3 separate regions of the Mus musculus genome follow, and regions 1 and 2 are each linked to region 3. The links are chromatin loops, found by intact Hi-C in ENCODE. Cell type or tissue: heart. All regions are shown on one strand. Region 1 overlaps Mtmr3 (myotubularin related protein 3). Region 2 overlaps Mtmr3 (myotubularin related protein 3). Region 3 has its middle 2.5 kb from the start of Gm11961.

What was found. A loop is a pair of places that touch in the nucleus more often than their neighbours do. Peaks named below come from ENCODE experiments on the same cell type or tissue, not always from the same donor. Only the 100,000 strongest peaks of a DNase experiment are listed, where the experiment ranks them.
Region 1: it touches region 3 in a loop (2.2-fold over the local background); 13 of 42 quality-filtered maps call a loop at or near these places.
Region 2: a loop joins it to region 3, with 2.5 times the contacts of the local background. A loop is called at or near these places in 5 of 42 quality-filtered maps.

What each region holds. Positions count from the first base shown.
Region 1 is chr11:4,581,449-4,583,948 of GRCm38, forward strand. All of the region lies in intron 1 of Mtmr3 (myotubularin related protein 3), which reads right to left. Among named protein-coding and RNA genes, the nearest start is that of Mtmr3, 12 kb to the right of the region's middle. In heart, no CTCF peak of the experiment used is centred here; no DNase peak of the experiment used is centred here.
Region 2 is chr11:4,516,078-4,518,577 of GRCm38, forward strand. It overlaps Mtmr3 (myotubularin related protein 3), which reads right to left. Exons shown (of 19, transcript NM_001373897.1): 6 at 1,664-1,830. Among named protein-coding and RNA genes, the nearest start is that of Hormad2, 76 kb to the left of the region's middle. In heart, no CTCF peak of the experiment used is centred here; no DNase peak of the experiment used is centred here.
Region 3 is chr11:4,628,994-4,631,493 of GRCm38, forward strand. It overlaps a transcript of Gm11961 not described here. Among named protein-coding and RNA genes, the nearest start is that of Gm11961, 2.5 kb to the left of the region's middle. In heart, no CTCF peak of the experiment used is centred here; a DNase peak (open chromatin) is centred at 1,178; H3K27ac peaks cover 2,500 bases.

The sequences.
Region 1 (2,500 bases), 48 kb before region 3:
CTAAGGCAGTTTACATATTCATTAAAAAGTATGTATGCATTAACTTCTTTAATTTTAAAAAATTCTGAGGCTGACAAGCTGGCTCAATGCATGAAGGTACCTGCTAGCAAACACAATGACCTGAGTTCTAACCCTAGGGTGCACGGGTGAAACTGAGCTAACTCACACAACTTGTCTGTCCCCTGACCTGAGGGCATGCAAATGAACACAAACAAACAACACAATAAAAATAGTTAATTTTAAAAAAGTATTAGTATGTTCTGTGTATTTGGCTATGTATGTATCTGTGTACCAAATATGTCTGATGCTTTTGGAGTACAGAAGAGAGCCTCTCCTCAAACAAGCTACAGATGATTGAGTGCCAGCCACTGTATGGATGCTGAGAATCAAATCTGAGTCTTTTGGATAAACTTTTTAAATAAAAGAAAATTTTTGCTTTAGAGGTAACAGTTTAAGAATACTCATGTAAACAAGTTACTCCCATTTATTCTCTAAGTGGGTTTTTCTAGAAGTGAAGTTTGCTAAACTAACAATGCTCTATGAAAATTCCCAGCCTTTTCAGATTCTGTAGTAAAGATACAAAAGGACTAGGCATGTTCGACCCAAGGTTCACACGTGTCCCAGAACAGAGTATGCCCAAATACACTTATAGTCAATGTCAAGTCACAACATCAAAATGTTGGATCAGAGCCAGGCAGTGGTAGTACACAGCTTTAATCCCAGCACTCGGAACAGGAGGCAGAGGCAGGTGAGTCTCTTGAGTTCAAGGCCAGTCTTATCTACAGAGTGAATTCCAGGATAGCCAAGGTTACACAGAGAAACCCTGTCTTAAAAAAACAAACAAAAGGGCTGGAGAGATGGCTCAGTGGTTAAGAGCACTAGCACTGACTGCTCTTCCAGAGGGCCTGGATTCAATTCCCAGAAACCAAATGGTGGCTCACAGCCCAACCACTAGTCTGATGCCCTCTTCTGGTGTGTCTAAAGACAGCTACAAATGTACTCATATAAATTAAATAAATAAAACTTTAAAACATTTGGTATAGCATTGGAAATGTAAATGAGCTAAATACCTAATAAAAAAAAATGGAAAAAAAAAAAAAAAACTTTAAAACAAACAAAAAGCTGAATCAGCTAGATATTATATTTGAGTGTACATACATGTACAGGTCAAGTATCAATATCAAGTGTCTTACTCAATTACTCTCTACTTTATTTTCTGAGACAGGCTCTCTCACTGAACCCAGAACCCATGATTCCACTGAGACAGTGAAATCTCTTGCCTTAACCAGCACTGGGATTATAGACATACACCTGGTTTTTTATGTGGGTGATAGGATACAAACTCTTCAGGCTTATATACGTTCTATCAAGCACGCTTCCAACTGAGTCATCTCTTCAGCCACAGGCACTTTACTTTTTCCATCAAAACAATAAATACATGGGCATACATACATGTGTATACTTTCTAGCACCTTTAGTTGTAATTATCAAAATCTAAAAACAATACAATAAAATAAGAGATATAAACTGTGGCATATTCATACAACAAAATACTATTCTGAAGTAAAAACTGATTACTGATAACCAAAAACAGGATGAGTATCAAATCACACTATATCAAGTACAATATGCCATATTATAACCTCTGCCTTTCAAAGGCAGAATCACTGCATGTTCAAAGCCACCCTAGTATACACAGGAAGTTTCAGGACAGCCAGAAATACATATAGTGAGATGCCATCTCACTATAAAGGCTGCATGCTGTGTGGCCCATACATAGAATTTTAAAATAGACAAAGCCATAAAAAGAAAACAAACAGCCAGAGACCAGACTAACTACACAAAGGACTGCAAGAAAAGTGTTTGTGATTATCAAATAAACTATTCTTCCTTGATCATAATAGTTTTTACAAAATTATGTGTCTAAAACTAAACACTAGGGGCTGGAGAGATGGCTCAGCGGTTAAGAGCACTCACTGCTCTTCCAAAAGTCCTGAGTTCAAATCCCAGCAACCACATGGTGGCTCACAGCCACCCGTAATGATATCTGATGCCCCCTTCTGGTGTGTCTGAAGGCAGCTACAGTGTACTTATAATAATAAATAAATATTTAAAAAACTAAACACTGCTATATGTAAAGTATATCTTAGTAAAGAATAATTTTAAACCATACATGTGATAGAATCTTAATTATTTCCAGCAGCAGAAACAAGATATTGGGTGGCAGGCAAGAACAAAAAACTTTTCTCCATTATACACCTTGCCTAGAAATCTAAAGAATGTTTGTAAAATCTTTCAAGAGGCTGAGAGATGGCCCAGCGGTTAAGGGTGCTTGCTGCTCTTCCAGACGACTTGGTTCTGAGTACTTACATGACAGTTCACAAGAGTCTGCAACTCCAATTACAGAGAACCCAGTACCCTCTCCTGACCTCTACAGGCACCAGGTACACATGTGGTACACAGAGATACATAGAGAGAACACACTCACTCATGTTAAAAT
Region 2 (2,500 bases), 110 kb before region 3:
CATGGTTTCCAGAGGGCTTTCATAAACCTCATGTATTAGAGGTAGAAGAGAATTTACTAAATTGAACTCTGGCATTAACACACTTGATCTTCAAGATACCCATATTAATTTGGAGCGGAAGAATATGAAATGTTCCAGTTTGACAAAGGAAACTGAAGGTCAGAGAGTTTACGTGGCTTGCCTAGTATTATTTTCAGTTAAACATAGAGTATGGGTTTGAATTCAGCCTTTTGAATTCTAAAATCAAGACTTTACCCACTTCATTCCCCCCACCCCATGTTTCACAGGCCTACAGAAAGAGAGAGGACGCTGGACAGCTGTACTGGTTGGTATACATCATCAGGAAGGACAGAGCCTGAAGACCCAACCACAGGACAACCCATCTTAGGAATATCCTAAAAGCCAGCTAAAAAAGAAACAACTAAAATTACCAAGGGAACAGAAAAGTTATCTTTAAAAGTTTGTTGTGAAAGCTGAGTGTTGGTAGCACAAACCTTTAATCCCAGCACTTGGGAGGCAGAGGCAGGTGGATTTCTGAGTTGGAGGCCAGCCTGGTCTACAGAGTGAGTTCTAGGACAGCCAGAGCTACACAGAGAAACCCTGTCTCGAAAAACCAGAAAAAAAAATTTGAAAAGAGCCACATTTTTTGTTTGTTTAGATTTGAGATAGGATTTCACTATGTAAGGCTAGCTAGCCTAGAACTTGCAATGTAGACCAGGCTAGTGTTGAACTCACAGAGATCTGTTGCCTCTCTGTCTCCTGAGTGCTGGGATTAAAGGTGTGCATCACCACACCCAGCAAAAGTTGGGTTGAATTTAGTTTAAAACATAATGATAGGGGCTAGGAAGGTGATTCAGTAGTGCTTGCTGGGCAAGCAAAAGGACCTAAATCTGGATCTTTAATACCCATGTAAAAAGCAGAGCACCGTGGCACATGCCTACAATCCTAGTCCTGGGAAGGCAAAGATAGAAAGATTGCTGGAGCTTGGTGCCCACTACAACTGATTAACTTGGTGAGCTTTAACCTCTCTTTAAAAATAAGGTAGCCATCCATAAAGGAAAATACACAAATCACTCTTACCTCCATACATGTTGTAGTTCACACACACACACACACACACACACACACACACACACACACGCAAACACACACTAGTTGACACTACAAATAATTGCCTTAGCATACACAAAATTTAGGGTTCAATCCTAGCATATCACACACACACAGACACACACAAATATCTCTGTCTCACTCGCTCACTCACTCTCACACACACAGATGCCATTTTAATGAAAGATCAGGAAAAAAGTAAGAAAATAAAGTGAGAAATTAAGTATTTTTGCATAAATGTCCAAGGCTAATCTGGTTCAAAGACTACTAAATACTATTTAACATGAAATGTTACTGAAAATGCACAGCTTCCTTCCACTAGGGTCCCATAATCCCCACAAACCTCCTTATAGTCATTTTTGGCCTAGGAAGCTAATATATCAAACACAGTTTGTTTTTTTTCCCCTTCCCCTGAAAAGCAAGAGATATGTTGTACTAAACTAATGGGAAAGTAATGGGACAAAGCTAGATGACAGAGATTGAAGGCATGACTCCTGTGGGTTCCCATTTCATGATAAAGGCCTCCAAGCAAAGCTTCAGAAGTCTAGCCTACCTGGTCTGCACAGGTCTCCATGCTGCTCCTTTTCACTGGCGTAGACCTCCATGCACCAAGCATGGTATGCAAATGAGAAGAGATCTTCTATTTTACCAGGTGGTCGGATTGCATTGTTCAATCTCTTAAGCCAATCTTGACATTGCTCAAAGGTTGGGAACTGACACCTTTGCAAAGCAAAACAGATATAAACGTCATCAGGTGACATTCGATAATGACTCAGTCTAAGAAAAGCCACCATTTCAAGAGTGTCTAGCCATAATGACGATGAGTGAAGAAAACATCAGACATAGTCATTTACTACACTTACAATAAAAACAGATGCAACACATTTTAGCCAGGGGTGCAAAAAGAAAAAAAAAGGAAGTTGGACATATGGAAAAATCTATTATTTTGATCTAATGAATCTCTTCTAAAAGTAATTAATAGTGATTATCAAAGTAAAGTAATCGTTTTGTCTCTTTGATGATCAGGTCTCACCCTACTTCTTTAGCTTGTTTTATAGTTCTCTCTCTCTCTCTCTTTTGTTTTTCAAGACAGGGTTTCTCTGTGTAGCCCTGGCTGTCCTGGAACTCACTTTGTAGACCAGGCTGGCCTCAAACTCAGAAATCTGCCTGCCTCTGCTTCCCAAGTATTGGGATTAAAGGTGGGCGGCACCACTGCCCAGCTACAGTTATCTCTCTTAAGAAATATGTTCAGGGCTGGTGAGATGGCTCAGTTGGTAAGAGTACCCGACTGCTCTTCCGAAAGTCCGGAGTTCAAATCCCAGCAACCACATGGTGGCTCACAACCATCCATAACGAAATCTGACACCCTCTTCTGGAGTGTCTGAAGACA
Region 3 (2,500 bases):
GGCCAGCCTGAGACCCAGTCTCAAAAACAAACAATCAAACAAACAAACAACCACACCCAAAGCTGAAACAATGGCCCCATAGGTAAAGTACTTGCTGCACTCGAGGGAGGAGCTGAGGTTGGATCCTCAGAACCTACATAAATGCCATTGCACTACCAAGTACGTAAGGAATCCCAACACTCCTACAGGAACGTGGAGGAGGCAGGAGAGTCCCAGGAGAAGAAGTTTGAGTGGCAGTTAGCCTGATATACACATGGGAGAACAACAAAGAGATCATGCCCCAAACAAGTCAAAGGCAAGACCAACACCCAAAATTTTCTTCTGAGCATATATGCACTCTCTCTCTCTCTCTCTCTCATACACACACACACACACACACACACACACACACACACACACACACAGAAAACTTGAACATACAAACCATCAAGTTTCCCACCATCCTGTCTGTTGGAGATGTCTCGAAAGTCCCTCCTCTCACATCCTGTGTGAAAAGTACACAGTGATACAGAATTTAAAAACCAAAGCTTAAATAAATGTTTATCTTGTCTTCACATGGCTCTCCCTACCCCTACCCCTGCCCCTGCCCTCTGTGATTTAACTGTGTCCAGTCTCGGGGAATTGTCTCCCTTTCTGTTGCCCCACACTGGTGGCTATGGAGAGAATAGGAAGCACCAGTTGTCACTCTGTGGGTGACCTGCATAGCACTTCCATGCTGCACACCCCCACCCCACCCCCACCCCACACTGCAAGGAGACTTCAGTGTCAATGCCCGCTCAGTGGCCAGGCAACCCTGAGCAGGTCCCATCCTCTCCCTGCAGGTCAGTTTCTTCATTCATAGATGAGAGGCTTGGATTTCCTGTTTATTAAGATTCCTCACTGCCTCGTGCTGCCGCTGCCCTCTGATTCCTACAGCGTGGTAACCCGGATTGCTCTGCTTTAACCTCTGTGTTGCTCACAGACCAGTGGCGGGGAAACAAGACAACTGCTCTTTGTGGATTAGAATGAGAGGATAACCAGCTGCCTTCAAATCAAACCTTCCACCTTCAAAGCCAGGAAGCCTGCCCTTCATAATCATTTAACTTGATCTTCTCACTAAAGCCAAGGGTTGGGAGAGCATTGGAGAATGTGGAGCGGCTGCTTTGCTGTTAGAGGCCCAGTGCTCATTCTCTGGATTCTTCCGGAATCAGCAAAAGCTTTGATGGACTCAGCAAGGGCAGGGGGGTTGGGGCGATGCTGAGCAGAGGCCTATTGACAGAAAGCCTGGCTTAATGGAAAACTGCTGAAGACAACAGTTGCTGACCAGGGATGGAGTGGATTATGAAACCCTATATTTATGTAACACTTTGCAATTAGTTATTTCTCTTGAGGGTGACTTCTTTACACATTGTCACCTCGCACATGAACCTCCCTCATTCAGTAGTCTCCCTGGCTTTGCTAGATTGCAAATAAAAACAGCCGCCCAGCATCTAGATAGAGAAAAGAGAGAATGTGTGGGGAAGAAGGCTAGTTCCTCCCTCCTTTGAACCATGCCTGGCCTTATTGGCTTGGGAAATAGCTTCAGCAGTAATGTGCTTGCTAGGCAAGCATGAAGATCTGAGTTTGATTCCTAGTGCCCATGTAGAAATCTGAATGTGGAGCCAGTGAGATGGCTCAGAGGGTAACGGTATCTGCTACCAAGCCTGAGAGCCTGTGTTTAATCCTGAAACCCGCATAGTAAAAGGAGACTTATGTTTTGACCTGCACAAATGGCCACATTCACTCTGTGTGTGTGTGTGTGTGTGTGTGTGTGTGTGTGTGTGTGTGTGTTGAGAAAAGGTCTTACTATTTACCCCTGGTTGGTCTGGAACTTGCTATGTGAACCAGGTTGGTCTTGAGCTTATGTCAATCCTTCTGCATCTGCCTGAAAGGTTCTAGAACTACAGGGATGTACCACCACACCCTGCTTTGACTAGCTTCCATCTAAAACATGGAAGAAGTGATGCCATGTGAGTTCCAGAGCCTACAGCTTGAGAAGTCTGGCAGCTCCCACCTTTACCCTTTTGGGGACTCATGGTTGGAAGATAAAATGTTCCCCAGTCTCAGGTGTTGGATGCTTTGTCCCTAGATGGTAAGGCTATTTGGGGATGTGGTGGAAGGGAGCTGTGGTCTGGTGAGGAAGTAGGCTACTAGGGGGATGGTTTTAAGGGCTACATCTGGTCCCCAGCTCTGCTCTGCTCCTGGCTTACTGTGTACACACTACTGCTGCCATGATGTTCTGCCTCACCTAGAAAGCCAAGACTATGACCTGAAAGCTCTAAAACCAGGGAATGAAGCAAATCCTTCCTCCTTTAAGTTGCTTTTGGCAAGTGACCAGGGCATAATGGTGCTAACACTGACTGCTACAGACCCAAGCCACCACGACAAAAACTCAGACATCCCTAAGGGTCTTCACTCAACACTGTTCAGATTTACTTCCAGACAGCTCCACTGTAGAGGCTGGGCTGCGTGTTGTAGGGCA